Linked DNA regions of Mus musculus: region 1 is linked to region 2. The links are chromatin loops, found by intact Hi-C in ENCODE. Cell type or tissue: left cerebral cortex. All regions are shown on one strand. Each heading gives the region's core, and the rest is flanking DNA. Links, peaks and the distances in the headings are about the cores only.

Evidence for each region. Peaks named below come from ENCODE experiments on the same cell type or tissue, not always from the same donor. Only the 100,000 strongest peaks of a DNase experiment are listed, where the experiment ranks them.
Region 1: it touches region 2 in a loop (1.9-fold over the local background); 6 of 42 quality-filtered maps call a loop at or near these places.

What each region holds. Positions count from the first base shown.
Region 1 is chr16:16,910,383-16,914,774 of GRCm38, reverse strand. It overlaps Ppm1f (protein phosphatase 1F (PP2C domain containing)), which reads right to left. Exons shown (of 8, transcript NM_176833.4): 3 at 3,694-3,836; 4 at 539-741. Among named protein-coding and RNA genes, the nearest start is that of Ppm1f, 16 kb to the right of the region's middle. In left cerebral cortex, for the core only: a CTCF peak has its summit at 2,658; DNase peaks (open chromatin) are centred at 1,148, 1,892 and 2,637; H3K27ac peaks cover 3,552 bases.
Region 2 is chr16:17,028,622-17,033,013 of GRCm38, reverse strand. The region is part of intron 6 of Mapk1 (mitogen-activated protein kinase 1); the gene reads right to left. Among named protein-coding and RNA genes, the nearest start is that of Ypel1, 39 kb to the left of the region's middle. In left cerebral cortex, for the core only: no CTCF peak of the experiment used is centred there; a DNase peak (open chromatin) is centred at 2,561; H3K27ac peaks cover 1,722 bases.

The DNA of each region.
Region 1 (4,392 bases), core at 214-4,213, 120 kb after region 2:
ATTAAACAACAAAACAGACCCAAGGCAGGTAGGGTCTGGAAGGACCGACACAGCCCTTACCATCAGACAAGTCAAACTGGCTCAAGTGCACAGGGCGACTTGGGAAAGGACAGCCCTTGGAGCCCCAATTCCACCAGCTCCTCCTGGATACTGCAGACATAACCTAAGGTAAGATGCATCAGGAAGTATCTGCTGTTGGAGGCTCAGCAATTCAAGTCTGAACCTAGCATCTAGTCTCTTTATATAAAAACAGGCCAACTGTTGTCTTAGTTTAGTTTTTGGCTGTGGAAAGCAATGTGCCTGGAAGCTTGGCCCAGAGGTGTTGGTGTTATGAGTTAGCCTCTCAGGCTCCCCAACGGTGGTACTCTTTGAAGACTGCCTTGTACTCAGCCCTAAGACAGCAGCCTGTCAGTATTTCCCCAGGCTTAGCTTTGGTGGGCAGCTCTCAAAGCACTCATGGCTCCCCACCTTTGACACTCCACCCCTCCCCCCAGCTCCCTACACCACTTGTCCTGGGCTCTGCAGGTGCAACACTCACAGACAAGCCGAAGAGATGGTTGAAAGCAGGAAGGGACACGTGTCGGTCCTCCATCTTGCGTCGTGTGTTCCGGATGGCATGGATAGAGACCAGCCACTGCCACTGAGGGGCCTGGGCAGTCAACGGCACCTGCTTCTGCCACTGGCTACATACTTTCCAAAGGCAGTTGAAGAAGCTCCGTGCCAGGCCTTTGGCATCTAGTACTGATGGGCATGATGGAGAGTTGTTAACCAAAAAGTAAAGCCACGCAGTTTAGGCTTAGCTACTTTCCTATATACTCCTTTCCTGCCATGTCCCCAGGTTTTAAATGTTCCTCCCAGCAGCCTACACGGGGCCCACTAGTCAAGCACCTCACTTCCCAGGCACACTCAGCTCGGCACACCGACCTATGAAGTATGCAAGAAAGTCTGCTGCCAGCGACCAAAGTGTCTGGTAATTGTCCATTAATTAGAAATATGACAGGTCCAATGGCAGGGGAGTAAGTGAATTCTGGCCTGTTCTGACTTAAGCTGCTCCTAGAAATAACTTTCACAACTAAACATACAACTATCCTCTAAGCCAAAAACTGTACTCTTGGGCATGAATCCTAGAAGAATGAGGGCTGTTCCCATAAGAACAGTGCATGAATCATACCAGCTACATCTGTAATATCCCAAATCTGTGATCTGTCCAGCTTCCAATCTATAAATGGCTCAGCAGCTAGCTGAGCCTTGGGTAAGGGTCCAGGAGAACTGAGTGAAGTGGCCAGGTCCATCTTCAGAGAATCACACCAAGTGGAAGACACTAACCCCAACTGTCGGCCGTGCGATTCCAGTGATAGGCCTTTTTGAAATGATGAAAACTAGTCACCGTTGGGAGTTAAGGACTGGCTACAGCAGGGAAGGAGAGTTAGTGGCCTGTGGAAGGTTACATGTAGAATCCTTGCAATAAGGAAGCTGGCTTGTGTCTGACCATATTCAGATCTTGTGTGTGACATACTGTTATAGTTTTCTATGATGTTCCTAGGAGGAAAACGGGGTCGTGTATATATAGTCGGGATATCTCTGTTATTTCTCATAATTCACTGCATGCATACTTATTATTTCAAAATAATGTACATGTACATGTAAAAGGTAGAAAAAACTAGAACATCAATAACAAAAGTCCCACCCCAATTTCCCAACCCCCAACCAGAGGGTTCAAGTATCAAAGGCCACAGCAGAGGAACAAGGAGAACTGGGAGAAGTGTGCTTAGTCAGAAGTATGGCCATGGAAGAAACGGGAGGAGTGGAAGAGGCTGGAGGGAGGCATGGGAGGAAAGCAATGAGCAGGGAGAAGGGTAAGTCTAACAAGCCTGCTTGGGGGCAGGCCATCTAGTCTGCTGCAGCCATCATGCTGGGGACTATTAGCAGCAGCTGTGGGAGTGGAGGCTGAGGAGCTGGAGAACTGACTTTGTTAGGCCCAGCCTAGGGACCACAGCTCTAAATGGGACCCTGAAGAACTCAAGTTTCCTGTGTCTAAGCCCATCCCTAACCACATTACTTCTCATGTCTTTCATTTCCTCCTCTGTACACAGGTAGACTCCATGACTACCTGGAGAGCTGTTGTGGTCTCCTTGCTCCTGGAGACTGCTGGTATGGAGGGAACGTTGAGCAAGGCTGGGCCTCTAGGCCTGGGCTGTCTCTTTTTAGCCTTTGGTTACACTGCTATTTCCAGCAATAGGTTTAGACTTGAATTTTGCTCAAGAGGAAGAATGGGCAATTAAAAATGAAGATGGCAAGCCCTACGGTAATGCTCAGCCTCAGGCTCTTGGAGTCCTACCCTGATTTTCTGGCCAAGGGCTATAGTCTTGAGCCTTAGGAACTGCCCGGGAGGTCTATCTTCACAACAATCACAGGGAAGTGCTGGTAGGTGGGCATGGAGGTGCCTTAGTCACATTTCTGCCTGGGGCAATAAGCCTCAAAGAATGTGCTGAGACAGCTGGCAAGAACAGCGTGCCAACAACAGACTTGCAACAGTGCGCAAGGCTACAAGCCTAGGCTTGCATGGCAGCTCTGGGACAGGCAGGGAAGGCGGGGAAGGCACATCCCTTCTCCAGACGCCTGGGTTTAAGGCCTGGTTTGCCGGCTGCAATTCTCCTTCCCACCAGCAGGTGATACTGTCTCCTAGCTGGAGGGGTAAGGATGGGCCTTGGCGGCAGCTGCTGCCAGACTGGATTGTCTGCTGGCTTTATAGAGAACAATGGCCGCCTGTCTTTATGGATAGTTGTCTCCTAGGCAGGGGGCAAGGCCATGCTGGCTTGAAGGCTGGCAGGGAGCTGCGGAAGGGGCCAGAAATGGGGGGTGAGGAGAGTGGCTGGTAGGCGCAAGTGCTAAGGCTGAAGTAGGTTTCTTTTTTCTCCTACAGTGTTCTTTGTCCTTCTACACATGGCCTAAAGCTGGGCAAAGAGAGGCTCCCTCTACTGCCTGGAAACTCGGCCCACATCCTGTGTGCATACCTGCAGCCACCACTTCCCTCCTAATACTTCTGGTACTGCAGCAAAATAGGAGGAAAGAGAGTCATGCAGAAAAAGAGCCTGGATTTTATAAACAAACGCTCTGTCAAGTGGTCTTGGGGCCTCTTGGCGTTTGCTCCCCGTTCTGTTCCTGGGTTCCTTTGGTTTGGTGTACCACTGTAGGGCTCAACTCACTGATGGCTGTAGCCAGTGGACACGAAATGTCCATCTTCGTCACCTCATGATTGGGATCACTGACATCTAATGATCCCAACTAAGGTAAGTCAAGGCAGGGGACCTAGACAACAGTTGCCCCCTCCCCGAGGTGGATGTGCCACTCTGCTAAGGGCCTCGTGTTAGCCAAGGGGGACAGTGAGTACAGGTGAGGTTGGCTGTGTGGCTGTGAACCAACACCTTGCACTTCTCGTGTGTAAGGCAGGACAGGCACCACTCATTTCTATGTGCTCTGAAGCACCATCAAGACAGCACAAAGGTGGGCCACCGTCTCACTGGCCGCCTTTGACCCACGTGCTGCTCAGTCCATTGCAGGTTTTCTATGCCACATCGTGCTCTTGCTGAACTCCAACACTGCTGTCCTGATGGCACGCTGGCACTGACCTTTAGTGTCAATCTGAGTTTGTCACTTGTTAAACAATCCCAGAGCCATATGAGTGGAACTTACAGGTCACGAGGGCTTTCTCTTCTTCCTCCTCTTCCTCCTCCTCCTCTTGTTCAGGCAACCTCTTAAATTCAGAAAGGTCTGTCTGCAGCAGCTGGGAAATTGCCTCGTGGGTCACAGCCACAGCAAACGATGGGGGAGCGTTCCTAGGAAGAAGATGTGAGAGGCGGGGCTGGAGCAGCTCCTGGCATCCTCCACCTTGAAGATGGAGATGATGGCTCATACCTTCCTCTTGGTGTCATCACAAGCAGGTGATCTCTGTCTTCAGGGACCCGGAATGGATATTTACACAACACCAGGGGCACGGCATTTGCTGGGATGTGTTGGAAAGGTATCCTTGAAGCTTGGATCCCTGATGCTCAAGCTGGTAACCCCTGGGAGCAGGGCATGTTAAGTGCTGAACTGTATCCCCCATTTTATATGCTGAGGTTACTGTCTCAGATGGGAGCTCTTGTAAGTTGGTTTACTGTGGATAGCACTAAGAAAGATGAGATTATGGCTGGAGTAGGATGGATGCCTGCTTCAGTACGACTGGCTTGTGAAAGGTGTAAACACAGACATAGATACATGAGGGCAGCCATGTAGGTGCAGGACAGGGACGGAGGGGTGAACCTACAAGCTGAGGAATGCACATGCTTATCTGAAGAGCACCAGGGGGGCTCAGCCTGAGGGCACTTTCACCTCCATTTGGCATCTGTCCTG
Region 2 (4,392 bases), core at 103-4,102:
TTCTAAGATACATATTCCCTCCAGTTAAAGTCTAGTAGGTCCTTAAACAACCAAGTAAAAATTTCAAAATATAATGCTTTCCCTACTTTAAAAGTAACTAAATCTCAGGTCCCTTTACCATACACATGGTTTCTCCATATTCACATCTACCAAAGGACAAAAGGAGAAAAATGGGAATCTGCTGCTAAGTGCTGATACCACAAGTACAAAGCCCAACTCCCCTCACCAGAGATCTGCAGCTACTGCTCAGTTGAATTGTGGCCATCTGTGTGTACATTTTCCCCCCAGTTTATTTCCCATAAAACACTGGATATCCTAAGGAAGCTGAGATTATATCCGACTAGGATTGTGGGTACCTTCTCAGAATCCCACATCTTCTAGTACTTTAAAAGGTTATACATACATACATAGCCAGCCAACTCCCATTCTCTTGCCCTATCTATCCTTGCCCTAGCCAGATCTGGGCATGCCAACCAGCTGCCATAGTTTTTCAGGTCCATTTTACCTGTTCAGTTAAATTCTCACCTTAGATCAATGCTGCAGCTTCAACTTGAGTTTCTGGACGGGGCCATTTAAAGAAAACAAATCTAATTCTATAAACTGTGACAGTAATAGTGCTCCTCAAACTGTCAGCTCTCATAACTCCTTCTTCACGATTCGCTCAAGTTATGCTGCTTGGAAAGCTGATACAGAAGAATCAAGTTCAAAGATACCAAGACTGCCTCAAAACCACCTCCATGGATCTATTTTAAAAGGCAGCTAATTCAGCTCACAGCTCCAGTAAGTGCCTAAGTACTTTTCTTCAAGAACACTTTAGATGTCTCATTTTATCACACAGAATATCCAAGACTTGTATTAAGTTTAGGATAACTCTTGCTATTTTGTCAAAAGTACACTTCCTTGCTCCTGGCAACATTTTCTTTTTTTCTTTTTTTTAAAAAAAGATTTATTTATTGATTATATGTAAGTACACTGTAGCTGTCTTCAGACACTCCAGAAGAGGGAGTCAGATCTCGTTACGGATGGTTGTGAGCCACCATGTGGTTGCTGGGATTTGAATTCCGGACCTTCGGAAGAGCAGTCGGGTGCTCTTACCCACTGAGCCATCTCTCCAGCCCCTGGCAACATTTTCAAGTGTGAAATTATGGTAGTGGAAGGAGCCCTAAAGATTGGTGCTGGTGCCGCATAAACCTGCGTGGTTTTATTTTTTATTTATTTTATTTTTTTATGACAGGGTTTCTCTGCATAGCCCTGGCTGTCCTCAAAGTCACAGCGATCCATCTGCACCTGAGGTGGAGACTTCAAGTGCACTGCCACCACCCAATCAGACTTGTCATCTTAGTAATGACGGTCATAATCACCAGTGCTTCAGCACCACGAAGTTGTGCCAGTCATTTCTGCCTCCAGTTTCCATGTCAAACCTTTCCTTCCCACTTGCTGTTTCAATCACACCCCTCCAGTGTGGTGTGAGTGCAGGTATACACAGCTGTGTACTAAGGTTGACACAAGTACTGGTGTATAACCTTGGGTGTCAGCCCTCTTTTTACACCTGTTTAAAAGACAGGGTCTTCTTTTTTTTTTCGAGACAGGGTTTCTCTGTATAGCCCTGGCTGTCCTGGACCTCACTTTGTAAACCAGGCTGGCCTCGAACTCAGAAATCCGCCTGTCTCTGCCTCCCAAGTGCTGGGATTAAAGGCGTGTGCCACCACTGCCCAGCAGACAGGGTCTTCTGTTCATCTCTATATACATTAGGTTAGCTGACCAACCAATTTCTGGGGATTTTTCCTGTCTCCACCTCCAAAGTTCAATCACAGGAAAGTGGGGATTATAGCTTTCCTGTGCTGTGACTGGTTTTACATGGTTGGAGAAATCTGAATTGAGGTCCTTTACTTTAATCAAGTACTTTACTGAGAGGTCACAATAGACCTCAATTATTTTTTAAAGGAAAAAAAAAAGATTAATTTTATTATATGTGTATTTGCTTCCATGTATGTTTGTTTGTGCACCAAGGGTGGGCTTCATACTTGTTGAGGTCACAAGGGACACCACAAAGATACTGGGAACTGAACCTAGGTACTCTTGCAGAGTGTTAAATGTTGAGTCATCTCTCCAGCCTTCAATCACTCTTATACAAACAGTCATCAACACTACCCTAACTGGAAAACCAACCTGTACTTTCCAGTCTGTATCTCGCTAGGCACTTTTCTGTTGTACATATGGACCATTCTCCGTATGTTTTTCTTTGTTAAGTAATTAACTGTTTTATTGAAGAAATATTTGTAGCTTACATCATGAACTTTGTAAAAAAAAAAAAAGTGTATATGAGTGTACACCTGAATGCCAGAAGAGGACATCAGATCATATTATAGAAGGCTGAAGCCACCACGTGGTTGCTGGGAACTGAACTCAAGACCTCTGAAAGAGCAAGAAGCACTCTAAGCTGCAGAGTCACCTCTCCAGCCTAGCAGTGAGTACCGTTAAACAAATGTACTTCATCACGGATTCTTTTGGAATTCATTTTCATGTATGAGGCATAATTTACACTAAATTTATTCCAAATAAAGATTTAACTACCATCTGCTGCAACCATCTCTCCTTCCCCCTCACTGATGTCATCTTGGAGAGAATTCTAACCTAAGACTGCTTTGGGAAAAAAAAAATAAGAAAAAAATAAAACCAAAAAAATAACTGCAAGTATTACTGGCTAAAAAATTCAGCATTATAAAACTTTGAACAAATATGTAAAAAATACTAAATATAACCCCCTCTATCCTGAGACAGGGTATCTCTGTGTAGCCTGGCTGCAAACCAGACTAACATCAAACTCAGAAAGCCACCTGCCTTTGATTTCTGAGTGCTGGGATCAATGACATCTGCTACCATGACTAGCTCAATTTCATCCTTAATTAAAGCTAAACAAATTAAATATTACATCCAGCCTCAATGTTGGCAGACTGAAAAGTAAGAACAAAATAAGTTGTTGGGACAAAATATCCAAGACAAAACGCCCAACTTTCCTTCAAAGACACTCAACCCATGTAATGTTATGGTCTGTTTCCCACAGCCTTAAGCAAACAACAGGTTTTGATGCCTGCTATTTTAATAAAGTGGGTTTCTTTAAAAGGGGGAAGACGTGGGGAAAGGAGAGTAATTATGGACTATCTGGGATTTATTATTTTGTAAAGATGAGTACCTTTCCTTATATTTAATAGTTCCTTTATCTATTATTATCATTATTTTTACTTTAGATCTCCACTATTTCAGCTAGAAAATTGAAATCTCGAGTTCCCTGATGTCATCCACTCAGTTTAGGTCATTTTCATACAAATTGGGGCTATTCGCTCCTTGCAAGTAGGTTCTTATTGTTGATTTTCTGTTCAGGGTTGTAGCAGCCAGGATGGTACAGAACAAATGCCCAAGACTTTTTGTTAAATAAACAAACAACTCTGTGAGATTAAATATAACACAAATCCTTGCAGTTCCTATTAATGAGAACATTGTATTTCTGTTTGCTGTTTCTTGCACCAGCTGACAGAATACTTTTTAACCCACCGAGTGTGACAGACTGTGGTTGGACCTAGTCTCTAACAAGATGTTGCACCTTCTGATGCCTTCTTCTGCAATGTTCTTGCCACCAGAAACCTAGTCAAGTCACAGTGAGCTATGGTGAGCTCTGCTCTACTGGAGACTGTGGCAGCCAGAAACCTCCCTGACTAGTGGAACCAGTCAAATGGACTTATGAACACATATTTGGTTGCTATTCCAAGTCCTAAGTTTTGAAATGGCTTGTTAAGGGGCTGGTGAGATGGCTCAGTGGGTAAGAGCACCCGACTGCTCTTCCGAAGGTCCGGAGTTCAAATCCCAGCAACCACATGGTGGCTCACAACCATCTGTAACGAGATCTGACTCCTTCTGGAGTGTCTGAAGACAGCTACAGTGTACTTACATATAATAAATAAATAAATCTTTAAAAAAAAAAAAAAGAAATGGCTTGTTAAAAACAATAAATACAACTCATGTGTGCTTTCATGTCCACTATGAGGCTAGATAAGGATGCTTATAAGGAATCCCCATAAAAGAATACTGTAATAGCTTCTGATATGGAAAGATCTTCAAAATATATGAGAGTTTTAGTCATGGGATCTTAGAATCCAGATTGTTTTATACATAAGAAAATTGAGGCCTAAGAGATATTAAGTAGTGTTTTACGGTAGTGCTTGGCTGCAGACTAAATGAACCCAGGAAACCTGGCTGTAGAAGCACACTGGCCCCATCTGCACACCTTTCTACCTTTCCCAGTGCTGCCACCTCCCTGGCTTTTTGTTGTTTGTTCCTAGACAGTTTTCCCAGGCTTTCCTAGACTTTTCACACAGCTCAAACTGGTTTTAAATT